Regions from separate parts of the Mus musculus genome. Here region 1 is linked to region 2. Evidence: chromatin contacts called from ENCODE Hi-C or POLR2A ChIA-PET data. All regions are on one chromosome and are shown on one strand. Each heading gives the region's core, a stretch centred on a gene start or an enhancer-like site at or near the end of the contact. The rest is flanking DNA. Distances are from core to core; before and after follow the strand shown.

What was found. Hi-C counts contacts between places; a loop is a spot of excess contacts on that map. ChIA-PET counts read pairs that join two places held with the same protein, here RNA polymerase II (POLR2A).
Region 1: a map of left cerebral cortex shows a loop between it and region 2 (2.4-fold over the local background). The contact joins the promoter of Pom121l2 here to the promoter of Zfp184 in region 2. A Hi-C loop is called at or near these places in 13 of 37 maps with a recorded cell type or tissue (T-helper 2 cell, adrenal gland, gastrocnemius and 2 more). POLR2A ChIA-PET finds 5 or more read pairs at or near these places in 3 of 5 experiments (Patski and embryonic stem cell).

The regions. Positions count from the first base shown.
Region 1 is chr13:21,978,971-21,982,751 of GRCm38, forward strand. It overlaps Pom121l2 (POM121 membrane glycoprotein-like 2 (rat)), which reads left to right and starts at 2,211. Exons shown (of 1, transcript NM_001162928.1): 1 at 2,211-3,781. The coding sequence starts at 2,591.
Region 2 is chr13:21,943,329-21,946,935 of GRCm38, forward strand. It overlaps Zfp184 (zinc finger protein 184 (Kruppel-like)), which reads left to right and starts at 1,766. Exons shown (of 6, transcript NM_183014.1): 1 at 1,766-1,871; 2 at 2,228-2,471. The coding sequence starts at 2,465.

The DNA.
Region 1 (3,781 bases), core at 961-3,460, 36 kb after region 2:
ATCAACTGCTGACTTTCTATCAATTACCCTAACTTACCCAAAATTTTAAAATCAAGCTAACTTCCCAAAACTACTTAAATCAATTCAGAAATTCCATAAAATCATTAATCCATCTAGACAGCTTTATCTCAAGAATTTGATCTTTATTTTGATCTGCAAGAAATTTACACAACAGAGTGGGCTGTCATCCAGGAAATAATCATATCAAGTTATAGGCAGCGGGGGTCTCCTGGGGTCCACTCACATTAAGCCAGATAAATGCGCAGTGACAAACCTGAGAAAGCACAGCAGTAGCAAGAAGCAAGCCTCTGGGGTTGTGCCACATCGCAGTGGGTGATGGGCAGTCTTAGGGAGCTCACCTGCCCACTTTACCACTTCCTGCATGGTTTCTGCCACCTGGCCTTTTCGTTTATAAGAAGGAACCCTGACTCTGCCCCGTGGGATTGCTTCTCCTCTGAGCCTCTGCTATGCTCTTCTGTGTTCCTTAGTTAAACTTCTTAGCCCCAACAGTCTGCTTCAGTGTCCCCTTGAATCCTATACCCAATCTCTAACTTTGCTTCACACTGGCCTGGCCTGAAATTCTTTTCTGTGGTGAAGACAAAGATTCAGCCTTACCTGGATGGAGGTCTCTGAAAGGGAACTGTTGGCTTGGCCATGGGGTTTTGTTTGTTTGTTTGTTTGTTTTTGTTTTTGCCCCTGCCTTTGCTGGAAATAGACTCAGCATTAAGATAGTACACAGACTTCTAAACTGGCTCTCATGACTTCAACTCTTTCCTGGCCATTGTTGTTCAGTTTGGTTCTTTTAAGACAGGTCGATAAAAAATCCCAATAGTCAATTTTTACTACTTAAAAAATAACAACAATTGGGCAATGGTGCACACCTTTTATCCCAGCACTCAGAAGGCAGAGGTAGGTAGGTCTCTGTGAGTTCAAGGCCAGCCTGGTCAACATAGAGTGAGTTCTAGGACATCCAGGGCTACATAGAGAAACTCTGTCTCAAAAACAAAACAAAACAAAACAACCAAAAACCAAAACCAAAACCAAACCAAACCAACCAAACAAAAACAAAACAAAAGATAACAACAATAGCACACAAATCATTATACTGTTACCTTTCTGTCCTCTCCTTTATTCTTCCTTCTGCCCCAGTCTTAAGCAACCAGCAATCATTCCTGTGGATTTGCAAACTCTGTTTTGTTACATGTGTGGTGAACTCCCACAATTGAATGATTTTCTCAGCATACATTGTAAACGTATGTCCCATTCAGTCATCCTCACTCAAATTTTAGTTCACCTCCTTCCCCAGTTTCTCTATGCAACCACCTCCTGGGGACACTTAATAGCTGGATACAGCCCTATTTATTCCTACCCTCCTTACATGCTAGGGGCATCTCAGTGTGAACTTCTAGAACTGTTTCACATTTGTAGATAGATGCTCTATTGTTGAGACATAGAAGTTTCTACTTTCTATATTTCCTGAATGTCTTACAGTAGCTCTGTGTATGTGTGGGGTACTTTCGTGTGCTCATGGAGAGTCTCTCCACCTTACTTAAAATTTTAAAAATTACATTTCGTGTATACAGTGTGTATGTATACACAGTATGTATGTATATACAGTGTGTATGTATACACACACACACACACACACACACACACACACACACACACGCTATTGCTATATTGTGTATTTGGAGCTCAGCGGACAGCTTATGGGAGTTAGCTCACTCCTTCCACCAAGTGCATGCTCAGACTTGGCCATCTTGCTTGTCAATACTGTTTTGAGAAAGTGCTTGGTTAGCTACTTGTTTTGTTTTGGGTGAAATGTAAGATTCTAGCTCATGGCCAGGCAGAGTTCTTTGATACTTTGGTCCACTGGCCAGCATAGGGGTGTAGAGTGAAACTTTCTGTATCCCCCTAAGAAGTCAGTTTTACCTTCAACTTCTATCAACTTGTTTAACACACTAATTCTGCAAGTGAATAGAGGTTTGGTCGGGAAGAGGAGCTCCAAGTGTCTTCTAAATAGACCCTTTCCCGCCAGGGTGCAAGGTTACAAATCCTGACTTTATCCCCTGAAGGTATGATGCTGGGTTTGGCCATGAGGAGGCTCTGATAGAACTCACAGACATTACCTCAGCTGGCTGCTGCCTTTCCCATTGACAAGTCACAATGCCCTATAGCCTGCCTAAACAGTTCCATCTTCCTCTGGTCCTGTGCCCTCTCGAGCACACCCACTCGTTCCCTCGTACGTTCACTCGTACGATGAAGGGATTCAAATCACCCAGAGTCGCTTCCAGCTCAGAGTTTGGGGAACTGGGACGCGCACCAATGCGCATCCAGGTCCAAGGCCGGGTCCTGCCTGGATGCTAGACACCGAGCCCCCATGAGCTCTGCCAGTGTGGTGCTCAGACCGCAGATCCCAGAGCGGGCTGACGTGGTTGCCGTGGCCCGCGTGTCGCCAGCTCCCCAGTTCCCTCGCGCTTTTCTGGCGCTCGTGGCCCAACCGTCACTCGAGCAGCGGATGCTTGGATTCGGCCGCCTCCGCCGAGGTTGAAACGGGGCTAGAAGTCACCGCCCGTCCGCGCCTCTCAGCATGGGCAGCTACCTGGGCAAAGCGGGGTCCTCGCCGCGGTCCCCAGCACAGGGGCGCGCAGACTCAGGGGAGAAGCCTGCGAGCCGCCGACCCGCTAGGCCCCTCTACCAGGTCCACCGGGTGCAGCATGTCCACCGCGCCCAGCCCGCTCGGAGACACAGGCCGGCCCGGAGGCCGCCCAACTGGGATCCCGCCAACCCTACCGCTTTCGTCAGTGAGGCCTGGAGGCGCTTCCCCATGAAGAGGCCACAGAACCCCATCATGGGCTCTCTTCCTTCAGACTGGTGGGAAAGTTACCTGAAGCGTAATATTTGGTCCCTTCGTCACCCTCGGGCCACATGGAGTCCGGTGACAGTCAAGATCTCGCCTCCTGAGCGGAGACCACGGCCCTTGTTCCCGGTCTCAAGAGTGGTGAACTCCGCGGGACCTTCAGAGGAGCCACCAGGGCCCTGTGGAAAGGACCCGGTGCTGAGGGCCCTCCTCCAGTGCAGGAAGGGCAGAGCCAGGTGGGAAGAGCCACTGTTCCCGGACACCTCCGACAGCCAAAGGCATTCGGCCTCCGTATGGTCCGCCTTTAAGCCCCTGTTGAAAAGTGGGGCCACTGTTTCGTTTGTGGCCAGGCCTGGGTCTCTGAAAAGGAGACCCCATGTCCAGAGCTCAGATGATAAATGTAAGAGATCCGGTTGCTTCTCTGGGGCCCTTGTGGCCAGCATACATACCCAAGGCCCCCCCAGCACAAAAAGAAATGCTATTACCAGTTCTTACAGTTCTTCTAGAGAGCTCTCAGGATCTTGGAAGAGACATTTTCTCAGGACATTAGTCCAGACTCCAGAATGGCCATTGAAAAAAGCAGGAGAGAGTCCTAATTCTCACCTCTCAGTCACACCCAGCAGCTCTGGACAGCTAAATGGAGAGATTCCTCTACTGCAGTCTGGCCCTAGGGACCTGCTAACTATACCTTGCCAGCAAGGTCCTGTTGTCACTGAAGAGGACCCAACATTAGAGGGGCAAGCTGTGCCGAGCAACCAAACCACAGAAGCTACAACCGGGACAGCCGGAGACTCCATTCCAGAGATGAGGGCTGGAATTCAGCCTACCTTGTCTCTCAGTCGGTCGTCTTCTGAGAGAGTTCTTAGCACCCACGTGAACCCTCAGCTGGAAAGCTTGAAGAATATGCCTGCCCCACTCGGG
Region 2 (3,607 bases), core at 516-3,015:
CTAGAGCATGAGGTAAATCATAATCAACTGCTTTGGACAGTCTGAAGCAGCCTCGTAATCCCACACCTGGGATTAAAACTAGAACACATTCTTATATTTCTTAAAAAAAAAAAAAAAAAAAAAAACAAAAAAACAACCAAAATTCCAAAATTGTCATTACAGTTTTCAAATATCTCCCAGTCTGGATTTTTCAGTGTAGTAAACAGACATGTGGTTGACTGTCCTAACCATGAGAATATATGAAAGATGACTGTAGCTGTTTCCCATGCACCTCACTTCCATCTGAGTCATCACTAGAATCTAATGTCTATATAGCATCCATTTTTTAAAGGCATTTGAGACTTTTTAAAAAATAATTTATTTATTATATGTAAGTACATTGTAGCTGTCTTTAGACACCAGAAAAGGGCCTCATATGTTACTACAGATGGTTGTGAGCCACCATGTGGTTGCTGGGATTTGAACTCAGGACCTCCTGAAAAGCTGTTAGTGCTCTTACCCGCTGAGCTATCTCACCATCCCCAGCATCCATCTTTTAAGAATAATTTAGTTTAAATGCTATAACTCAGTAATTCTTCTAGCTTCTACTCATAATCAAATTTCAAAGTCACTTTCATGTGTCCAGGCATTTATTTCAACAGAGCCCCATTCCCAGAACCAAAACCTGTGAGGTGCTCCTAGCCAGCAAACAGAAAAGCTAGTGTTAGAAGTCTGGTCCTAAGCATGCAGTCTTCTATAAATTCTAGTTCCAAGGGCTCCTACATCCTTTTCTGGACACCAAAGCATGTCCCTTCACATATGCCCACAAACAGACACATAAAATCAATTAAAAAAAAAAAACTAAACATGATTGCTGTTTGCATTCTCTTTTTTATCGAATGTCTTGTTGCAACCATTTCTCTAAATATCATCCCCTTTCCTTAAAGTTTTCATGTGTAGCATTATCATTTCCAGGTCTGGTGCTCTCAGCTAAGGAGGGGAGCCACTTTAGCCCTTCTGTCAAATAACTGGGGAGGAACAGAAGCCCTTAGATGAGTGGGCCACATCTTTGAAACATAAAAACCTATTTGTTGCAATCTTCTGTGTTCGTCTAGAGCACTAATGGATATGCTTTAAGTGCTAGGCAAGGAAACGTGCAGTATGTAAAATACTGTACCATCACCTTCTCCCGGCTTCTTTAGTATTTAAAAAAAAAATGAGAGTCGTTTTTCGAAGACATGAAAACGAAAAAATATTTTCAAAACGACAAATACCATATAAATGAGAATGCAGACCAACCAGGTAATAAAAGTAGGGTTGAACGATGAAATGTACGCTTGCATTTTGAAATTCTCTGTGAGGGGAGGTCAGATCCTTAGGAGGTGGAGAAGGTGGATCAGGATTTCAAGGCCAGCCACATGTATATAGCAAGTTCGAGACCAGCCTGAGGGGCATGGTACTGCCCCCAACATCTCCGCCCAAAACCCTGAGGGTGTGTGAATATTGGTTACAAACGCTATATATGGCCACCTCTGCTCACAATCCAAATCACTGGACACAAACGGTAGGCAGGTTCAACCTCCCGAGCCACCAGGAGGGACTGCAGCATTTGTGGAAACCTGGGAAAAGTAATTCAGAAACACTGCGCGTTGCATTCTGGGAATTGTGGTCCTTTGTGTTCCCCGGTGAGGCGCTCCTGTGTGTTGCGGGGAGGGGGAAACCAAGGGAAAGGGTCTACGCGACCGGAAGTGACCGCTAAGCCGACTGTGGGCGTGGAAAGGGGTGGGCGTTTGGCTCGTCCCACGGCGTAAACTCACAGCCTGAGTTTTGATGACCATCCCAGGTCATCTGGATCCAGGATCCTTGGAGTGCGTCACAAGACTGGAGTCCAGGTATCACCATGGCAACCACCAGCGCCTTGGGTGTGTGACGTCACCTTGCGGGCTCGCGTAGTGCGGCATGCGCGGGAGGAAGCCGGGGAGTCAGGGAAGGGGGCGCGCCTCCCCTCGGCGTTGCCGGGGACCGCGGGTTCCCCAAGGCTTTGTTCCTTTGTTCTGGGCCGGGCCAGCAAAATGCGGAGCAGCCCGCCTTTCTGGTGTGCCCCGCAACAGGTGTGTCTGGCCGCCTGGGAAAGTGGGAGATCGCAGACCCTGTGGAGGGCGGGTGGCCAAGACTAGGTGGGCGCCCAGAGTCTCTACTGCAGCGAGGCAGAGCTGTTCGCTCCCTATTCACTTTTTGTTTCTTGTAGCAATCCAAACTTCCCCTGTGCACGTCCGATCTTGGACAGGACCTCTTGGCTACTCTGTACGAGTCTGAGGTGCGACTGTAAGACGCGTGCTGCAGAGTGTATCCTGTGCCTGGTAGGCCAGTCTCGTAGAGCATAAGACACCTACTCTGGAAGGAGAGCGGGACATCCAAGTCCCAAACTGAAGCTGCCCAGGTATCCACGTGTCCAAGTTCTAGCGGAAGACGTAGAGCTCCTGGGATGGCAGGTAATGGCAATGGCCAGGGCAGAGAGGACTGGTGTATGGCGAACTGAGAGGTGGGAGGAAGAAGTAATGTGGCCAGGGGTAAAGAAACCTAATTACATCATCGAAAGAGGCTTGAAAGAATTAATTCTGAGTTCTGGACATCAGAATTTGAAAAGGAACAACAGTTCAGAATATCTGATCCTCTTGACATTTCTCTTTTATTACATTTCCGAATAGAAAACTTTAGTCAGAAAAAAAAAGGTGTTTTAACTTATTGCAAAGATTAGTTTTGAAATATCTTGCAGAAAGCAATTTTTTCAAGCTTGTTCTGGTGCAAGTGTGTGTGTGGACTTAAACTCACCATTTGGGTGCAAATGTTTCCTTGTTTTTTAGTTCCTTTTACTAACAGTGCCTAGTCCTGTAACCTGTGTGTAGATCTTAAAAGCACCAGATACTGTCAGTAATTTTACAATGATGCCGTTACCTGTGAATTCAGCTGTTAGAACTCCTAAGTTCCCTGTCAAGCAGCCTAAGTCTCATTTCCTATGATAGGTCCATATAAGATCGCTAGACTTCTTTGAGTAGTCTTTTCCTAGTTAGCATATTTCTTACATTGCAATGCCTAAAACTAAACAGTTCTTTAAATGTCCTTTTAAAAATACCTAAGAGTATGATCTATTACTATCTTTCCCTTATCACATTTTTGTTAATTTTTTTAAAAAGATTTTGTTTTATGTGTATAAGTGTGTGCTTGCATGTCTTTACTTTCGTTAGGTATGGGAGAGTGTCACTGAATAAACTCACTGGGACCCACAAGGTTTTGCGTCCTTAGTGCTGGGATTAAAGGCATGCACTATTATACCCTACTGTTTACTCATGCTTTATGTGAAGCAGAGAGGACTCAGCAAGAGTGCCTTGCTTCATCAATGAGGACTTCACATTTCTCTGTATGAACCATGTGAAGTGTCAAGAGACAAAGATGAATATTAAGGCAGAGTTTGGTTTTTGTTGTTTGTGTGTTTGTTTGTTTGTTTGTTTGTTTCTGCTGAGCCTTCTCAGGATGGTACAGAGGCCTCAGTTGAACCTTTTAGGGGGTTGGGGGATTCTGACATATAAAGGAAGGGGAGACATAGTTGTTATTTCCAGGAAGAAAAGTA